3 separate regions of the Homo sapiens genome follow, and regions 2 and 3 are each linked to region 1. A link is a contact called in ENCODE Hi-C or POLR2A ChIA-PET data. All regions are on one chromosome and are shown on one strand. The core of a region is the stretch at or near the end of the contact, and the rest is flanking DNA. Distances in the headings are between cores, read along the strand shown. Region 1 overlaps LINC02834 (long intergenic non-protein coding RNA 2834). Region 2 has its middle 100 kb from the start of LINC02834. Region 3 has its middle 93 kb from the start of LINC02834.

Region 1 (4,477 bases), core at 1,078-3,577:
TTAACAGGGTCCCTGGGCAACATTGCCAACTGGCTAAATCACAGCCCCTGAAACTGGATCATGTTTATTCAGGGGGTCCCCACAATGGTGCTCTGAAATACACTCTGATTTCATCAAAGTATTTTCAGAGATTATTTCAGAAACTCTGTCAACAACTTTTCTGAGACACTCCTGATTTCAAATTTTTACTGGATTCTGCCTTCAGCCAATCATTTCCTGCCTCTGGGTACCAATTTCCTTCTCTATAAAATGAAAGTGTTAATGAAATTAATTCAAACATACCATTCCTCTTTTAGTACTCAGTGAGGCCTATAACTCATCTTTCATACATGTTACCTTTATTTTTGGAGCCAAAAAATTAATTACATAGGTAATAAATGCATTTTCTTTATAAAAGAAAAAAACATAATAAATTAAATCCAGCTTTATCACTCCCTATCACAGCTTCCTCCCTCTCTCTTCTAATCATCATTAGCTTGCCAACTTTTTAAAAAATACTTTTACTTACATATATTTGGTCACGGAAAACATAAAGCCCCGTTTAATTTGTGTGTTTTTACACGAATTGTACTCCTTAAACATATAATTCTGTAATTTGCTTCTTGTTTATGTTACAATACTCATGAAGTGGTTTCCACCTGAGTGTAGACAGGACTACCTTGTTCTGGAGTATGAATGCATCATCACCTTTTCATCAGGCTAATGTGCATCATTTTATTCTACTGAGCATCTTTAAAAATGCCTCCTTGCGCACACATGGAAGTGTATGCTGAAGTAAATCATGCATAATGAACTTGCTGGGTCATGGATATGAATTCTTTAAATTTTAGCAAATACCAAATTGTCGCAAGTGACTACCCCAGTTAATGCCAGCAGTTCATAAGTATTTCCTCTTCTCATGAGAAGATTCTTTCTCATATCTACCATTACAAACTTTTGCAGCCAGATGGGTAAAAAAAAATGGCATCTCATATTTGTGTGATCCTGATTACTGGGAATGTTGAGTACCTCTTCACATGTTACTTCTTTTGATTTCAGTTTACATATGGTACCCACTCAGGTATACTGGGTATGGTCTCAGAAGGTCTGATTCAAATCCTATCTCTGGTATTTACTGGCTGGGTTAAGTCACTGAATCCCTTTGTCCACAGTTTTCTCAGCTATAAAAGGACAATAAAGATACCCGTTCTGCCTCAGTAACAAAAATTGATTGCGTACTTCCTGGGCACTGTTCTAGGGCAAGATTGTGAAGGGTTATGTAACTGTATCAGGCAGAGTGAGATTAGAGGAGAAGAATCACTACAGTGATATAAAATAAGGGATTTGTTATGAGAATTTGACCTTACACAATGATAGGTGATGATTAAACAGTCTGTGTAAGGCTGTAAGGCTGTTGTGTCTGTGTTGGCTCTAAAGTCAGCAGGGCAGGCACCTGGGAAAGAAAGACGGAATTGAAGTGGGGGAGAGTGGGACAAAAGTGGATCCCATGGCAATGAGCTTGAACCCATGAGGATGGACTGAAATCCATATTGGTTTCTCCAAACATCCCATTAAAGGATGTGATTCTGGCACCTTTCTCATCACAGAACAAAATCTACACTTGGCCCAGGAATTGGAGAAGCTACCAACAAGGTGCTTCTGCACCCCCGAATGTCACTTCTACCTCTCACTTCTTGTGGTGCAAGCCAACCTGGAACCATGCAGGTAGAGAATTCTGGGAAATGTAGTTTCACCTCGGCCAAGTGCCCACACTACAAATCCATCAGAGCAACTTCAGGAAATTATAACAAATGTGAAACATGCAAGTTGCAGATCCATTATGGAAATGTATGATCTGTGCACATACTGTTCATTCCATTTGACAGGCTGCATCTATATACACTTGTCCATGAGGAGTGAGATCAAGGGAGAGTGGTGATCCATTTTCTATGCATTAGGAGGCCAAAAGAAAACAAGATTTTATGAGGGGAGAGACTGACAACATATGCTGAAATAAAATCTGGGGATCTATAGGCTGCTTCACAGGGAAACAGAAGAAAGCTGAACCTACTTCCCTTTTCTATAGATTCCAGCCACACGTGAGCGCCTGGAGAATCCAACCGTGTGGATTTCCTGATGGCCAAGTGAAGTACATCTTTGTCTTTTGAAACAGTCCAGTTTTACAGGAAAGAATTAAAAAATGAGGATCATATTAGCACTACACTAATTATGAACTGGAATGTGTCAGCCAAGAATGAATTACAAGCTGGCCAGAGCCTGCAAACTCTAGCTGGATAAAGTTCAGACATGCAGCTGTGAGCCCTCCTGGAAGCTGGCCACCATTTATTACGGTGGCGCCTGGCAACAGGCTCGTCGTTAAGGGTCTGTCAGCCTTTCCATTAGAAGCTCCATCTTTTCAGGATTCTCCAGCTCTCCCCTTTTAAATCACATAAAGTAGAAACTTCTACATAGCTCGTCAAAAATGAGGACATTTTGTTGTGTTGTGGTTATTGTTGTTCTTGTTGTTGTTGTTGTTGTTAGATTCTGAGAAACTTAAATCTGGTTCTGCCTTTTACTGTACAATTAAAAAGAAAAACCAAAATAGCCAAAGTTAATAGACAGATTGTCAGTTTGGTTCCAATTTTTCCTACAGAAATAAACTTCTTTTTCTTTTCCCTTTCTGAAACCATCCTGAGAAAGGAAAATATACTCACTACAGACGAAGTGTTCTGCCTAAAAGATTAAATCTGTCTTGAAGTAAGTCCAAAGATAGCTAACGGTGGGGAAAGTTAGCTGTCCATTTCTTGTTGTGAGATTGTGAGCTTGATAACATAATACAAATTAAGGAACAGTTTTATGCTTAAGAAGCATTCTTCCACTGAAAAACTCACACTAGCAATATTGCATTAAACAATAGAACTTTTATCGTTTCTTGGCCTTTTGGCTAAGAACAAGTGTAGTAACAATAGAACTTACTCATAAGTGGGTGATAAAAATGGGTGGACATGGACACAGAGAGTGGAATGATAGGACAGGTAGGGTGAAGGGTGGGAGCAGGATAGATAATGAGAAATTACTAAGCAGGTATAATGTACATCATTCAGGTGATGGATACCCTAAAAGCCCTGACTTGGCCACTATGCTGTTACAAAACTGTGCTTTGTACCCCATAAACGTATACAAATTTTTAAAAAATAGAACTTGCAGTAATTCCTCAGCTCTGATTGTAAGATACAATATGGTTTCAATAACAACTATTCAGAAAAAATAAGAAGAAAAAAAGAAAAATGGAAGGAGGGAGGGAAAGGAAGAAAATTACCTCCATAAACGTACTCACTGGTGTTAAGATGCATCCCAATTTCAGAAGAAAATACACACACACACACACACACACACACACACGGTGGAGAAATGTCCTCCTACATATAACTCATTCTCATTTGCAAAACACTTTCAACCAAATTTTGCCAAATCATTCTTCTCTGCCCTAGATGAAATACCGGGAAGATTCCATAGTAAAGTGCCAAGCTGTTATCTAATTTAAAATTTCTCACCTGGCCTTGCTTGGGCAAGAACCAGCTTGGAAACCTGCAGGAGTGGATGGGGTGTGATGAGCCTCTCTGTGATTTTTTTTTTTTAATCTGGCTCTTTCTCTTCTCCTCCTTCCCTCCCTCTGCTGACTCTGGCTTCTCCGTGTTTCAAATGAGATGAGGATTTGGAGAAAAAGGTATCATAGACCTTTTACATAGAGAGTAAGTCATCTTATAGCTAGTTCACCAGACTGGCTTACCTTGGGAGCACCCAAACATGCCTGCTGTCTGCGATGTTTTTAAAGAAGTACATTTAGCCAACATTTGTGGTAATTCACCAAGAGAGGTCTGGTAGACTTCCACTCTAGACTTCCAGGTTATGCTGTGGGTTTGTCTGGTACCTTAGGAAACTCATGGAAGGAAAACAGAGTTCTCCCATAAACATGTGGTTAAATCTGAGAGATGACCATATGATAGCCTCCCCCCGCCATACCTGACCCTTTTCAGACACAAGGTGACTAGTATTTCCTTGTTCAGGGCAGCATGTAGGGCATTCACTGATAAAACTGTAGCAAGGGATGTTGCTTCTTCCAGTCTTCAGTTAGTAACACCCCTACTAGCAACTTGGTATACCAGACAGTTGTGTCATGGCCAGTACCACAGACTATACCACAGCCTTCAATGTGCAGAAAGGCATGAGGCTGCCAAGTGGGAGAATCAGTGGGAAAGATGAAAAATTGTAGGCTGGTTGTATGTGAAATATATGTAGAAAACAGAGCTGAGAAATCTTGCAATATAGAGAGTAGTGTGAATATATATATTGCAATATAGAGAGTAGTGTGAATATAGAGAGTATAGTAGTAGTATAGTTTTTGTTACAAAGGTTTCCTGCGTGTTATATATATAGCATAAACCTACAACAATTTATTTCATTCTTTGGTAAGTAAATATATTGTAGATAACAAGAG
Region 2 (4,477 bases), core at 1,297-3,796, 110 kb before region 1:
AAATCCCAAGTCATTAGCCACCAAAAAAAGAGAGGAGAGAGGCAGCGACCCACTCATTCCAAAGCAGCAGACAAAGGAAAGAAGCAACTCCCCACCACAGGGACATTGTTGTTTCCATGGCAACCCCGGTTAAACACTGACATCCTTCTACATGTACATTATCTCATTTAGCCTTTCAAATCGACTCAGGAGGCAGATACTATTCTTCTCCATTCATTTCCAGGTGAGGAAACTGAGACTGAGAGAAGGTGCCAGCAACAGCCTGTGAGTGGCTGGAACTGGAAGCTAGGTCTTTTGTCTCCATGGGCTCTGCAGGCTCTTGACCCCGCTCCATTCCGACACCATCTGATTCCCATTCCAGCTGCCGCCCTAGCAAAGTCATCTCAAACGCTGTTAAAGGGAAATGTCTAAGTGCCAGAGTTTACAAAAAGCAAAATCCATCGGCTGATCAATTTTTCTTGGCAACTTCCCTGTGGGAGTCAGACTCCTTTCGTTGGACAACTGAGTGTTTATTACAGGACCCCACGAAGATCAGCGGCTCAGGCGCATTTGCGACTCAGCTGTCTGTAGCATCCTTGCATGGCCTCTTTATGACAACCAAGTCCCCTTGCAGCTGCTCCCAAGGCTATGGCAGGGTCAGAAAAAGAAACTCAAGGCTATCCTTTGCTGGTGACAATTTTCCCCCTCTTTTAAAAAACAGTCATAAATCTTCAGACATTCCTAAGACTCTCTCCTATTTTGAATTTTGGGGCAGTTGCGGATGAAAGCCGTGTGAGTTTCAGACATTTACACTTAGATATCTTGTGTTCTTTAACACGACAGGGTGCATTGATGGAAGGAAAGGTAATGTCCACAAAAATGCCTTGGGCAAGATGTCAGAAAACGTCAATCAAAAAGGTAAATGATGGCCAGGTGTGGTGGCTCATGCCTGTAATGCCAGCAGTATGGGAGGCAGAGGCAGAAGGATTGCTTGAGGCCAGAAGTTTGAGGCTGCAGCGAGCTGTGATCATACCACTGCATTCCAGCCTGGGAAAGATCGTGAGATTGTGTCTCAAAAGAAAAAAAAAAGGAAAATGATAAAGATAATAATAACAGTAATAAAAAATAGCTAACATTCATTCAGCACTTACTATATGCTAACCACTATTCTAAGCATTTTATACGTATTAACTTATCTGTTCTCCAAACAATACTATGAATCAGATACTAATTCTTATGGTCGTACTTTTCAGACAAAGAAACTGAGACAACAAAAGGTTAAAATAACTCGTCCAAGGGTCACAAAACTACCAAGAGACAAATCTAAGATCCAGCTCATGTAGGCTGGATCCATTAAGCATTTAAATGCTAGGATAGGCCGGGTGTAGTGATTTGTGCCTGTAATCCCTTTGGGAGGCCACGGCGGGCAAATCACTCGAGGGCAGATCACTTCGAGACCAGCCTGACCAACATGGTGAAACCCCATCTCTACTAAAAATGCAAAAATCAGCTGGGCGTGGTGGTGGGTGCCTGTAATCCCAGCTACTCGGGAGGCTGAGGCAGGAAAATTGCATGAACCTGGGAAGCAGAGGTTGCCGTGAGCCAAGATCACACCACTGCACTCCAGCTTGGGCGACAAAGCTAGACTCCGTCTCAGAGAAAAAAAAAAAAAAGCTAAGATATTCTGAGAAGATTATAGCTAAAAACTGTAATTATTTAGCTACTGGGGAAAGCCATAGCTATTACTGAAGAAAATATCTAACATATTAGTTATTACAATAGTACCACATAACTAGGAAATGGAGAGTAATTGCTTATAATAGATCAGATACACAGAACTGATGCCTACATTTCACAGCCAACATGCATCGTGAAGCCCATGCAGCGCTGCCTCGTGCCTGTAACCTCAGATTCCTTACCATGAGCAGAAAGCTCAGTGGGTCCCTGGGCTAGGATTCAGGAACATTCTCTTATGAAGGGCAGGTGTTTTCCGATAACCTTGAAATCTGGTGAAAACTCCATGGATGTCTGATTTAATTTGTGTTTGCATAAACCTCACCCCAGATTGAAATTCCTGCAGGCCCGTGAAGAAAGTGGTGTTCAGTGATCCTCTGTGCCAGCCCAGAATGCCTAACAGAAGTCTGAGAAAAGGCCAATAACAGTCTTTTTGGGAGGGGGAAGAAAAAAAAAACAGAATTAGCAAATCAGACAGGCAAAGGGACGGGTAGGTGTGCCGGTTTGCAAAATCATTCGGGTGCAATGAGCCCAGCCTCCCTTCCCCCAGTGTATAGAGCTTCAGAAGTATCCTGCTAATGCTTGTAAATCTTCAAATCTTCCTGAATGTCAAGTTAAAAAATATCATTTCCTACTCTCCCTGTCCCGTGTCTGTCCAGCGTTGAATGCTCTAGCAGAGATAATGCAGCAACTTGGGCCTACTGCTCCGGAGAGCTGAACTGCAGCTTCATAAACCTGCCATGTGAATCCATGATGTCATCTGTTCCCTCCGAGTTTGGGCTCCTGAGCCCCAGACCACCCACGCTGGCAGCCTATTCTCTCCCTGCGTCGTCAGGGAGAGACCTGCCTTTATAAATGATTCGAGGTCGAAACGGAGAACGTAGCTTGAATTGTTATACAAAAATGCTGCCAAAGACAGCGATAAGCATTTGGACGTGTCGATGTGGTGATTTTTTTCTCATTTGAACTCTGAAATTCTCTCTAACAGACGGTGGAAAGGCTGAGAGACAGAGTGAGGCGAGGGAGGTTTCAGAAACAGGCCTGAGAATCTGTAACAGACAGTAAGCAAGAGGGAAAAAGAAGTAAAATGTTGGAAGCCTTTGAAATATTGGGGGGTTCAGTAATTAGATCAACATTTTAGATTCACATTTAGATGACATTTTCCCCCCACTCTTGGTTTGAAGAAGAAAATTGTCCTGGGGGAGGGCGGTGTCTGTATTGCATTTTTCAAAACAATTTGCAGCTATAAGGAAACTAGGGCATTTGATTATTTTTGCCTAATCTTTAACTGAAAAGAAGAAAGAAGCTCATTTGAGACCACAGAGTGTGAAGAGCACCATGAAGGCCCATGTACGAAGTATCCATGCTCCCATCTGCCCCTGCGATGCAACTGAGGCCCTGGACAGTGTGAGCCTTGAACAGTGACGGAGCTTGTCTGCTTTTTTCCCATGGGGGAGCAGACGTGAAATATAGGGGCAAGGAGGGAATATAATCAGATTCTAAATTTATAACACTGAAGACATGCTTGATGGAAATAAATTAACACAGAAAGTAAAAAGCCAGTTCCGTGATGTCTCTACTAAGGGAATAAGTCATGCCAAGTTTGGGGACATATCACCTCTAGCCCATGCATGCCTTTAGCAGTCTGGTGAAGCTTATGGGTAACTTCTCAAAATAGTGTTTTTATATGAATTTAGCAAAAATACATAGGATAACCTGGGCAATCAATTATATCAAAATGCATCTGTCAAAATATTATTAAAACACTCAATATATATTTTAGTATGTGTGCTTCTTTATTGACTCTTTAAATAACAAGATCTGGTGCTGAGTTAATTACTACTATAATTCCAAAGTACTGAAGAGCAAAAACCAATGTTTTCAGATATTTGTAGCAATTGTATAGGTTATGAAAAGATCTGAGATTTCTGTTGGTGACAAAGTCACAGGTAGTGCTCTTACAGTTGTTGCTGGTCACATATAATTGAAGGAAATGCTGAATTTCAGCTAGAGGTCAAAAGTAGAGATATATATGTTTTTTCTCAGTCAAGTTCATGGATGCCCCTGTTATGAGCCCCTATCCTAAGAAAGATGGATCCAGGCTGCCCAGTCAGGCTTGGTGATGAAGATTGGAGCACTGTAGAGGAGAGGAGGGTCAGTTTAGTCTAGTGAAGTGTGTGATCTCCTATTTGTCTTTTAAATCTTTTTCTAAATAAAAAGTTTGAAAGAATTGTTTCCCCCAAAACTCCCTGAGATACTGGGGCACAAGAAACTATTCTCTGAGGCCTCTCTGACAAATTGTAAAACAAATGCATGTTCTCCTTCTCTTTGGGGTAGAACATCCGCAGGGAGCTCTGATGAGAGAAGGCTGTGGTGCCAGGGGAAGACCATGGCCTGGCAATCCCTCATCAAAGTTTTAGCAGTGCATGGCCAAAACGGCAGTATCCAGTAGAAATGGAATAGGCAGAAGGAACAAAAGGAAATGGAAAAAACCCCGAGGTATCTCAGTTGGGCCAATTAGACTGGTTTGTGACCACACGTGAGTGTTCTTTTGGAGAGCCTTGGGAATTCATAGGGTGAAGAAGGCCTCTAGCTCGGGTCTTGCATTTGCAGGAAAAGATAACAGGGGAGGACTGTGGATGGCCTTTGTTGGTTGCCTACCTGCATTCATTTCATTTTCACCCTCCCCTCCCCTTCCTAACAGTACCGAGGTCTCATCCTGCATCTGCCCCTCCTCTACCCAGCCCATGTCATCTCTGTTTTG
Region 3 (4,477 bases), core at 1,120-3,619, 85 kb after region 1:
TGAGCCACCACGCCTGGGCCATTATTAAGCTGAATTCATAACTAAGCACTTAATCTTTCCACGTTCAATGCAATTACAGTTTCATGTGACCACAGAGCTGGTGGAACCTAGGACTACACACAGCACTCACATACACAGGCACACACACATGCTCACATAGACACATACAACTAGAGAGTTCTCGAATTCTCACTGAGCTGATGCACAGAGCAGGAGACAGAGAAATCAGTCCATGAATCCAAGTATGAAAATCCAGAAAGTAACATTTAAAGGAAAACAGAAGAAAATACACATTTCAAGAAAGGCTTAAGCCTTTCTGGAAAGAGGAGAGAGATGCATTTTTTAGAGTGCTGAGCAGCTGCAAATACTTGTCTATCTTGAATCAGCCAACCATGATTCTTACAATCAGCCCCAACATGTAGTGCAGAGAGAGCAGGGTTTGTCATGAAGATCTTCAAAGACCTTCAATGCAGAGGACTTTGGTAACAGCGTCAGTTCCCTATCTTCCTAGTAAACAGCACTCCCATCCACCAAGTGTCCAAGCCAGAAACCTAGGAGATGTTCTCAACTCGTCCATTCCTTCATTCCCTTCTCTCACTCAGTCACCATGTTCTCATACCTCCTTAATCTCTCCTAAAGGTATCAATTTGTGGGCACTCCCCTTGCTACTGTTAGAGTTCAGTGCAATTCTCTCTCAGTTAGACCTGTTACAAAAGCCTCCTCACTGGTCCTTTTCACTTTGACTTTACCCATTCCAGCGTGTGTTCCTTATTCTACATTCAATGTGTTTTCTGAAACACAAATCTGAGATTTACAACATAATGGTTAAGAACTCGGGCTCCAGGTCAGAATGCCTGGGTTCAATTCCACACACCACCACTTACCAGCTCTGTGACTTTGATCAAGTTACTTCTTGTTATATGCTGAGTTGCGACTGCATTTGGAGATGGGGTCTTTAAAGAGGTAGTTAAGTTAAAATGAAGTCATTAGTGTAGACCTTAATCCAATCTGACTGGTGTCTTTATGAGAAGAGGAGGTCAGGGCACAAACAGGTGCAGGGGAAAGACCACGTGAAGACATAAGAAAAAGACAGCCATCTGCAATCCAAGGGCAGAGACCAGGAGAAACCAGCTCTGCCGTCACCTTGATCTTGGACTTCTGGCCTCCAGAATTGTTAGAAAATAATTTTTTGGGACAGGCGCAGCGGCTCACGCCTGAATCCTAACACTTTGAGAGGCCAAGGCGGGCAGATCACTTGAAGTCAGGAGTTCAAAACCAGCCTGGCCAACATGGTGAAACCCTGTCTCTACTAAAAATACAAAAAATTAGCCAGGCATGGTGGCAGATGCCTGTAATCCCAGCGACTCGGGAGGCTGAGGTAGGAGAATCACTTGAACCTGGGAGGTGGAAGTTGCAGCAAGCCGAGGTCATGCCACTACACTCCAGCCTGAGCGACAGAGCAAGACTCTGTCTCAAAAAATAATAATAAATAATAATAATAATAATTTTTTTGTTGCTTAAGCCACCCAGTCTGTAGTACTTTATTCTGGCAGCCTCAGCAAGCTAATAGACTCTACTCTCTAAAGCCCATCTTTGCATGGCAAAATGGAAATAATAATAGTATCTCTCTCAGAGAATTGTTGGGAGAATCAACTGCAATACTGTGTATGTTACACCTAGAACATTGTCTAACACATAAGTCATACAAAGGAGCAATGAAAAAGATAGTGATGATGACGATGCTACCTCCTTACCTAAAATTCTTCATTGGCTCCACATTGCCCAAAAAAAGAAAGTCCAAACTTATTAGCACGCTCCACGGCACTAAATGACCCAGACAGTGCATGCCCCTCAGCTCACCTCTTGCATGTGCTACAGCCATTCCAAACTGCTTAGAGTTTCCAGAGCACCTGCTGTCCCATTGTCCCAGGCTTTCTGATGCCTCCCTTTCTTCCTAACAGCCTTTTCCTACAGCATTGCTTACTCTCATCTTCAGAACAACTGCTCAGCTAGGATGTCATCTCCTCAAGGATCTCTCTGTGCTCACTTCTGCCCCCTGCTGAAATAAGAGCCCACAACACCCTGTCATTAATTTTATTTTACCACCTATCACTCTGTATGATAGTTGCATATGTCCTATCAGACTTTTCCAAAGGACCTTCTATTCCTTCAGCGATTACGCCTGATTCATTATTGAATCCCCAGTGTAGATCCTAACATGTGCCATGAACTAACTCATGAAATATTTGTGGAAGGAATGAATGATTCTGACCCTATGTCATCAGCCATGCTTTCAGTGGGGGCCTTGCCTGCTCGTTCCCACAGCACACTCAATGAGAATCTCACAAGGCATGACAATGCATGCTCAGGTGCCAGAATTCAGGACTAAGTCTCTGGTAGATAACTGTGTGTTTCAAAATCATTGCAAGAGGATACAAAGGAATGTATTATATTTGACAGGAAAAACCCTGGTGTGCAAACAATACATCTATGTAAGCTGCAAAAGAATGATTGTAAGCTTTTTTGAAAAAGAGGATGAGATGTGTTCAGTAACTCTGAGGAATTTGTTATTTACAAGCACGTTGCTGGTATTTTGGCCATCAGGCATTTCTCTCAAATGAAATGCCAAGAATGTGCCTGAGAACAACAGATGCCTTTCATTTGGAGGCCCAGCTCTGCTCCTGACAGAAAGTGTGTCCCCATAAGGTACACCCTGCTTGCCCCAAACATGCTGGCCCAGAAGGCATTACCCGTCCCCCCCTCTCATTTCCTCCGTGCTAGCAGTACCAGCCCCTGTGAGGAAGACTCAGAGGTCAGTCGACACCCAGCCATTCCCCCACATACATGCTGACTAAACTATCCTGAGTAAACCAGTCGAGGCCTTATAGCCCCCCAAAACATTTGCATGATGATGTTACTTTTTAAATTCAGTATCAGCCTGGGTGTGGTAGCTCATGCCTGTAATCCCAGCACTTTGGGAGGACGAGGTGGGAGGATCACTTGAGGTCAGGAGCTCGAGACCAGCCTGACCAACATGGCAAAACCCTGTCTTTACTAAAAATACAAAAATTAGCTGGGCGTGGTGGTGCATGCCTGTAATCCCACCTACTCGGGAGGCTGAGGCAGGAGAATCATTTGAACCTGGAAGACAGAGGTTGCAGTGAGCCAAGATTGCACCACTGCACTCCAGCCTGGGTTACAGAGTAAGACTCTGTGTCTAAATAAATAAATAAATAAATTCAGCATCAGGAATTTTGAACTGACGGGCTTTCTCTCACTGATATGTTTCCATTTATGTCTTAATTGCCAAGACTTTGAGACTCGCATTGAATATCTAATCACAATGACTATGTTAGCCGATGCCTTAGGTCTGTTTCCTTCCTCACTTCTGTATGATATTGAATTGTCCAGTTTTACTCTAATTATGCTGGCAGAGGGCATGGGTCTGGGCTCTGAAGTCAGACTACCTAGGTTTGGATCCCGGCTCTGCCCCTCATCAGCCGTGTAAACTTGGGGAAGCTAATTAACCTTTCTGTGCCTCAGTCTCCTTATCTGTAAAATGGGGACAGTTAAATGAGTTAATACACATAAACAGAAAACACAGATATGAAGATATAGAAACGTATGTAAAAAATAGAACAGTGACTGGTACAAAGTCATTGCTACGGCAGAATTTTTTATATGTAGTTATTAATATAAGTTGCTTGAATATCTTTGGGAAGCAGTTTAAGTATAAATTATAAATATATGATAATATTAGTAAAACATATTTGCTTTAGGAATGTATAGCTTGTAATTTTTCTGATTGGTACAGAGTCATTGCTACAACAGAATTTTTTTATATATAGTTATTAATATAAATTGCTTCAAATATCTTTGGGAAGCAGTTTGAGTATAAATTGTAAATATATGATATTAGTAAAACATATTTGCTCTAGGAATGCTTAGCCTGTAATTTTTCTTTTTGATAACACAATTGACAGAACAAATTTGATTCAGGACCTCATGGTGTATGCACACACACATACACACACACACAAACACACACGCTGTATTTACCTTGAAAACAAAACTACAGCAATATTCTAATCCTAAATGTGAGTTTTTTGTATTTGGAATTCTGTGATTTGAATTGCTGCAAAATCTATGTCTACTGGACCACTGCCACTTCTTACATTTTACTGTGTTTGAATAATTTGGGTCTCAAAGGAGAATCATGGTTTAAAAAGCCAAATAAAGAGAATAATGTGTTAATAAGCTTATCTTTATTGGAGGGGTAGCCCTTTAAACTAAACATGAGCTCAGACATCAGACCGTGCTGGCAAAAGGTCACAGATCCTGATGTCTATTTTAAAAACTACTTTCCATACCTACCTACCTGGCAACAAAAATGTCAAAACAGTTCACAGACAATTAAAAACTTTTTTTGTTCTGGAAGTGTTTGATTCAAATTTCATTTCAGGGATAATGTACTATC

Evidence for each region. Hi-C counts contacts between places; a loop is a spot of excess contacts on that map. ChIA-PET counts read pairs that join two places held with the same protein, here RNA polymerase II (POLR2A). Pooled maps may share reads with other maps.
Region 2: POLR2A ChIA-PET joins it to region 1 with 19 read pairs in activated CD4-positive, alpha-beta T cell. The contact joins two enhancer-like sites. POLR2A ChIA-PET finds 5 or more read pairs at or near these places in 4 of 52 experiments (Caco-2, OCI-LY7, activated CD4-positive, alpha-beta T cell and 1 more).
Region 3: a loop to region 1 is called in a pooled map of right cardiac atrium, with 1.8 times the contacts of the local background. The contact joins two enhancer-like sites. A Hi-C loop is called at or near these places in 1 of 37 single-sample maps with no recorded cell type and 1 of 50 pooled maps. POLR2A ChIA-PET finds 5 or more read pairs at or near these places in 2 of 52 experiments (BJ and OCI-LY7).

What each region holds. Positions count from the first base shown.
Region 1 is chr9:86,698,626-86,703,102 of GRCh38, reverse strand. The region is part of intron 2 of LINC02834 (long intergenic non-protein coding RNA 2834); the gene reads left to right. Among named protein-coding and RNA genes, the nearest start is that of LINC02834, 7.4 kb to the left of the region's middle. Within about 2 kb of position 2,327, at least 4 of the 41 ENCODE cell types and tissues checked have a DNase peak (open chromatin) inside an H3K27ac peak, as active enhancers do.
Region 2 is chr9:86,805,805-86,810,281 of GRCh38, reverse strand. No RefSeq gene overlaps it. Among named protein-coding and RNA genes, the nearest start is that of LINC02834, 100 kb to the right of the region's middle. Within about 2 kb of position 2,546, at least 6 of the 41 ENCODE cell types and tissues checked have a DNase peak (open chromatin) inside an H3K27ac peak, as active enhancers do.
Region 3 is chr9:86,613,208-86,617,684 of GRCh38, reverse strand. No RefSeq gene overlaps it. Among named protein-coding and RNA genes, the nearest start is that of LINC02834, 93 kb to the left of the region's middle. RefSeq lists an enhancer at 1,704-2,205. Within about 2 kb of position 2,369, at least 4 of the 41 ENCODE cell types and tissues checked have a DNase peak (open chromatin) inside an H3K27ac peak, as active enhancers do.